2 separate regions of the Homo sapiens genome follow, and region 2 is linked to region 1. A link is an interaction called in ENCODE POLR2A ChIA-PET data of the cell type or tissue named here. Cell type or tissue: OCI-LY7. All regions are shown on one strand. Each heading gives the region's core, and the rest is flanking DNA. Links, peaks and the distances in the headings are about the cores only.

Region 1 (2,920 bases), core at 110-2,609:
GAGTGTTCTCTCCAATTCTTTCTGAATATTGCATAAGGGACAGGAATCCTCAACAGCTCCCTTGCTCTTCTTCATCCTGAATTCACTCCAATTCATTCTCCATATAGCAGCCAGAATGATCGTCTAACATGCAGGTCTCATTAGATCACTCCCCTGCTCAGAGCTCATCAGGGCCTCCTCATTGTGCCCAGGATAAAGTCTAACCTCTTTATCTTGGTGGACACAGTTCCAGATACCTGGACTCAAGCCCATCTCTCAAGTGTCTCCCGTCACTGTTCCCACCCCTTGTCTTACCTGCTATCACCCATTTCTACAGAGCTGCTTGTAGTTCCCTGAGTTCCCTGGGATTCCTCATGCCTACTTGACTTTGTACATGCTGTTCCCTCTACCTGGAATGCTCTTCTAGTTTCTCTGCCTAAAATACTCTGATTCATTCTTGATTGACATCAGGAGTCCGCCAACTCCTCCAGGAGTCTTCTTTGAACACCTCTTTCCGTGAAAGGCTGAGTGATCCTTCCTACTCTGCGCTCTTCTCTTGCAGAGAGCACCTTCAAGAGTAGGCCAGTTCCCATGTCTATTTCAACAGGATTGTGAGTACCTACCACACAGCAGGTACTTCATTAATAAGAATTTAATCATTAAGTGAATGAATGAGCTACTTTAAGACAACAGGACAAGGGATGTCTCATTTATCTGTGTTCTCTGAGAGCCTAGGTTCATGCCTGGGACACAATAGCAATCAGCAAATGTTTAGTGACTTGATGAGTGGAAGGGCAGAGGGATCGATGCAGGTGCAGGTGAATAAATTGAAGGTTGCTGGACAAAGTGACAACATGCACAACCACGAATGAACAGCAGATATGAGGGGTGGAGGACAGTTAGCTATTCCCCGTTGTACCATGCATGGGAGGCGCCAGCCAGAGCTGCCCATTTCCAGCTCCCAGCCATCCTTCCAGCATCTCAGCACATTTCCTCTTCCCTAAATCTGCAGAGAAGCTGCGTTTCCCCACCTCCGCGTCCTCCCCTCCTCCCCCAACCCTTGAGAGTAGGTTTGGTGTTCCTACAGATGTTTGTATTCTCTGCAGCTGATGAAAATATTCATTATCTTGTTAGCTGCGGCGGGGAAGGAAGTGCAGATTTGCATTTTCCCAGTTAATCAGGGTGGCACAAGTGGTGCCTGTCACCCAAGTCTGTTCCCTGCCACCCCCACTCCCTTCTGCAAGTGGTAGAGTCAAAGTGGGATTTCCCACACTGCAGATTCTACCTCTCTCCCCTCCCCCTTCCCCAGGCACAATCTAGAAGGAAAAAAAGGAACCAACAGCAGAGGCCCAGCCTGCACACACTACCAGGTTTGCTTCCCAAAGATATGCCTTAATGTGTCTGTTCCTCGCTCGGAATCCTCCCATTGTTCCCAAGTCACAGTCAGGTCTGAATTGCTCAGCCTGGCTTTCACGTCTAAGGTTAGGGTCTTACATCAGTGTTAAGCTTTGTATGTCAGAAAGTGTTTGTAAAATGATCAGTTCATTTGATTCTAGCAAGTGCCCTCAAAGATGGGTGTTATCATTACTTTGGTTTTGTGCAAGTGACTCACCCAATATTATGTGGCCACCAAGTGTTGGTGCCACAAATGCTGCCCCATACTTCTCTGTTCAAAAAATAGTCTTAACACTGAGACACTGATTTGGCTTAGTGGAGGCCTTTCTCCTGGGTGTGGCAAAAGCTGGCACTTTGAGGCTAGCCTGTGCATCCCAGCCCAGGGAAGTTTTGGCAGTCACCTGGGATGTTCTACCTGGAGAGGATGAAAGATCTGTGTCCATGGAGTATGTGCACATGTGCTTTGCAATGATAATAATGATATCTTATTTTTTTGGTAAGCTCCTAAACCCGTCCTGTTAGCCCTTCCCGTATTTACAGGGAAGCCTCAGGTCTGGCACTTCGTATCTTTTCTGACTGATAAAGAAACCAGGGTCCTGCAAGAGAAAGATCATATCTGACATTAAACGGATATTTAACTATCTGACCCAGGGTTTTTCAGTCATCCTCTCAGTCATTTCATAAATACGTGCTGAGCAGGTTTATGTGTCAGGTACTATTCTGGATGTTGGTAAAATAGCAGTTAGCAAGAGAGATTAAGGTCCTTGCCCTCATGGAAATAACATTCTGGGAAGAGATGGGGATGGGGCAGCAGCAGAGAGAAAATAAACATGTATTTCCAGTGGTTATAAGTGATATAAAGAAAAATAAAGAAGGATAAGGAATTGGAAAGTTTTGCTTTATACACAGTGATCACGTCAGGCTTCTTGGAGGAGGTGACAATTAAGCAGAGGCATGAATGAAGTAAAAGCGTCATCAGTATACAAGCAGAAAGAAATAGTATAGCAGACAGAGGGAATGTTATATTTCTCACTAGCCAAGTCAGTGACCCAGAAGAGAAGAGCATGGTTGTGAAAACAGGCACTGGTAGCAGCAAAACACAGGTTCTGATATTGTTATTGCTCCTTAGGAGCTGTATGACCACAGGCAAATCTCAGAGCCCTCATAGGTAAATTGCGAACAATCGGTTATGTATGTTTTGAGACTTAAGGTAGAAAATGTTTACAGCTCAGTGCCCCTCAATAAATTATTTGCTTTTACTCTATAGGGCTAAAGGTCTAGGAAATCATTTCTCACACATACTTTTCTTCTGAATGCTTCAGTCATCCATTTATCCAGCACAAACTGGGCCCATACCAAGTGGTAGAGTCTATGATAGATATTAAGAATGCCATGGGCCAACCATGGTGGCTCAGGCCTAGAATCTTAGCCCTCTGAGAGGCTGAAGTGGGGATGACAGCTAGAGCCCAGGGAGTTAGAGACCAGCCTGGGCAACATGTGGAGACCTTGTCTCTACAAAGGAATTAAAAAATTAGCAGGGCATGGC
Region 2 (2,920 bases), core at 241-2,740, 53 kb before region 1:
AGTGCCCATATTTTCCACATTTTAACATTTCTGAAGTGGGAAGGTATCTTAGTTTTAATGATTTGACAGAGTTTATTTGGCAGTCTTTTTTTTTTCCTTGTTTCTTTCTTAGTGTTATGTAAACTGAGAGTGTTTCTTACCATTATTAGGGGTCTTAGACTAGATAAAATCTGCTATATAATTAATCCAGAGTTTCCCATGGAATTCCATTTTCTATTCACTTCTTTCTTTTCTTTTTCTAGAAACTCTAAATTTTCCCTTGAATAAAACCTGCAACCCAAGACCGCTCAGAGAACACCTCCTCTGATCTTCGTTTGGTTAATGTTGGGACAATCCTGAGGGTGTTGGTGAAAAAGATTCCCATGATATCAGTTAGAAGGGTTAATGCAGTTGAGTTCCTTAGGTGCTGGTTCTAGCCCTGATGATCCCAGGGTGGGGTTTTCACAGGTTTCTGCACTAGGAAAGCTGGGAAGGAACCTGTTCCTTTCTTGCCTTAGTAATAGGATACTTAGATTTATTCCTAACGTTGGTCCAAGTCTACCTGTTGTGCAGCTCCTTGAGCTATTCTTACCCTTAACTACTTTTCTCTCTCTCTCTTTTTTTTTTTTTTTTCTTGAGACAGAGTCTTGCTCTGTCACCCAGGCTGGAGCGCAATGGCACAATCTCAGTTCACCGCAACCACCTCCTCCCGGGTTCAAACAATTCTCCTGCCTCAGCCTTGCAGGTAGCTGGGATTACAGGCGCTCACCACCACACCCAGCTAATTTATTGTATTTTTAGTAGAGATGGGGTTTCGCCATGTTGACCAGGCTGGTCTTGAACTCCTGACCTCAGGTGATCCGCCAGTCTCAGCCCCCCAAAGTGCTGGGATTATAGGCATGAGCCATCGCACTTGGCCTATTCTTAATATTTTTAAGGATTTGATTCCTTCCTTATTTTCAAAAAGTTTCTAGGATATGTATTTTGATAATTCTGTTGATTCCACAAACCATTGAAGAATAAATTAATAAATAAGGAAAAAATACATGAGAAAAAGAAATACTTTGCTTTGAGAGTTTGTACACAATACCATTTGTCTGTCAGTCTCAATTTTCTCCTTCAAACAACAAACAGATAGGAAGAGGTCATTTGTAATTAACTGGAAGGAGCACAGGATTTGGAGTAAGAAGACCCAAGTCAAGGTTCTGGCTTTTCCAAAATGCTCATGTGACCTTGATTAGTGAGCTTAGATGTCCCAAGCCTCAGGATCCTCTGTGACAATGTTGGAATGAAAGTACCCATCTCACAATGTTGCTATGAGGATTAAATAAAACATGCTCTGAGCTAAACACATAGAAGGTTTTATGGTGCACTCTCTAAAATCCCATCTAGTTTTGGTATTCTCTATAATGTGATGGGTGTGTTAAGGGTAACACATCCATTGCCTTCAGCTAAAATGCCCGGTATGTATCTCTGCACTTATTTTATATTTTTCATTTTGGCACATGTATAAATAGAGTTTCATGTAGATCTTGGCTGGTTTCCTGTGAGCCTACACTCTTTAGAATTTCTGTAGGAAAATCTCCCAGATGACAGAATGTTCTAAAGAAGCTATATAATTATGTGTCATAGTACAAAAATAAAATTTAAAAAAAACCCAACAACTAAATAGACCTTAGCATAAACCTTCCTATGCCCTTAGGTGGCTCGGCGGGGGAGAACTGCTCCTGTTTCAAAACTCAGGGGATCATTTTCCTTTACAAGGATGGGAATTTTTTTCCCCCTGAATCTCTCCTGCAAGCCACAATCTTTTCCCACCCACAGGGAAAAGAAAAATCACTGTAAATCCACAGTTGTGATATGCTTAAAGTCGTACACACACACTCACATTCACACACACGTCTTGAGCTCCTAAGTTTTGATTCCCAGCACCACTATTGACTAGACATACCTCCATGGGCAAGTCACTCAACTTCTGTAAACCTCAATTTTCTCATCTGAAAGTGGAGACAATACCTCCCTGTGAGTGTCTCACATTTCCTATTGCTTCTGTAATGAATCACCACAAACTTAGTGTCCTAAAATAACACACTTTATTTTACAGTTCTCAAGGTCAATATTCTTAAAATCAAGACAGTGGCAGGGCTGCATTCCTTCTGGAGGCCTTAGGGGAAGATCTATTTCCTTGCCTTTTCCAACTGCTAGGGAGCATCTGCATTCATTGACTCATGGTCCGTTACTCTGCTCCCCTCTTATTCTCCTCTGCTTCTAAGTTGCATTTCCTCCTCTGACTAACACGCTTATCTCCCTCTTATGGGAAACATGTGATGACATTGAGATCACCCAAGTAATCCAGGATAATCTTTCCAGCTCAAAATTCTTTACTTAATCCCATCTTCAAAGTCTCCTTTGCCATGTCAGATAACCTCAGGTGTTCGGGATTAGGATGTGGGCATTTTGAGGAGGCCATTATTCTACCTATTACAGGTTATAAGGAGCAAACCAGGTCATATATACAAAAGCATTCCACTAAACTTTGGGATCCTGAATGTGGGACTGAGCTTTGCAAATACGTGTGTATGTACACACACACACTCAGAGACACACACACAAATAATGCATATATTTAACTTCTATATGATAATTCCACATGTAAAAATATATACAAATTATATGTATACCTTATTTCCAATGAATGCAACATAAGAAGTTCTCAAACATACACTGTGAAGCAGCAGAAAAACAAAAAAGGAATCAAAGAATGGCAACTATGTCAACTTTCAGAAATCTGGATCTAGATAGAGGCCAGCAACTAGGATATGAGAACCAATAGAAATAAATTTATACTTCCTGGGATATGTAAATGGGTTAATGGACTAAGTAACAACAACAATAACAATAATAAGCATAATAGCTGATGCATTACTTGAATACTATATGA

Evidence for each region. ChIA-PET counts read pairs that join two places held together with the same protein. Peaks named below come from ENCODE experiments on the same cell type or tissue, not always from the same donor. Only the 100,000 strongest peaks of a DNase experiment are listed, where the experiment ranks them.
Region 2: POLR2A ChIA-PET joins it to region 1 with 5 read pairs; 2 of 35 experiments call an interaction of 5 or more read pairs at or near these places.

Annotation. Positions count from the first base shown.
Region 1 is chr9:116,759,029-116,761,948 of GRCh38, reverse strand. The region is part of intron 13 of ASTN2 (astrotactin 2); the gene reads left to right. Among named protein-coding and RNA genes, the nearest start is that of TRIM32, 73 kb to the right of the region's middle. In OCI-LY7, for the core only: no CTCF peak of the experiment used is centred there; a DNase peak (open chromatin) is centred at 1,148; H3K4me3 peaks cover 1,233 bases; H3K27ac peaks cover 1,638 bases.
Region 2 is chr9:116,811,731-116,814,650 of GRCh38, reverse strand. The region is part of intron 12 of ASTN2 (astrotactin 2); the gene reads left to right. Among named protein-coding and RNA genes, the nearest start is that of TRIM32, 130 kb to the right of the region's middle. In OCI-LY7, for the core only: no CTCF peak of the experiment used is centred there; no DNase peak of the experiment used is centred there.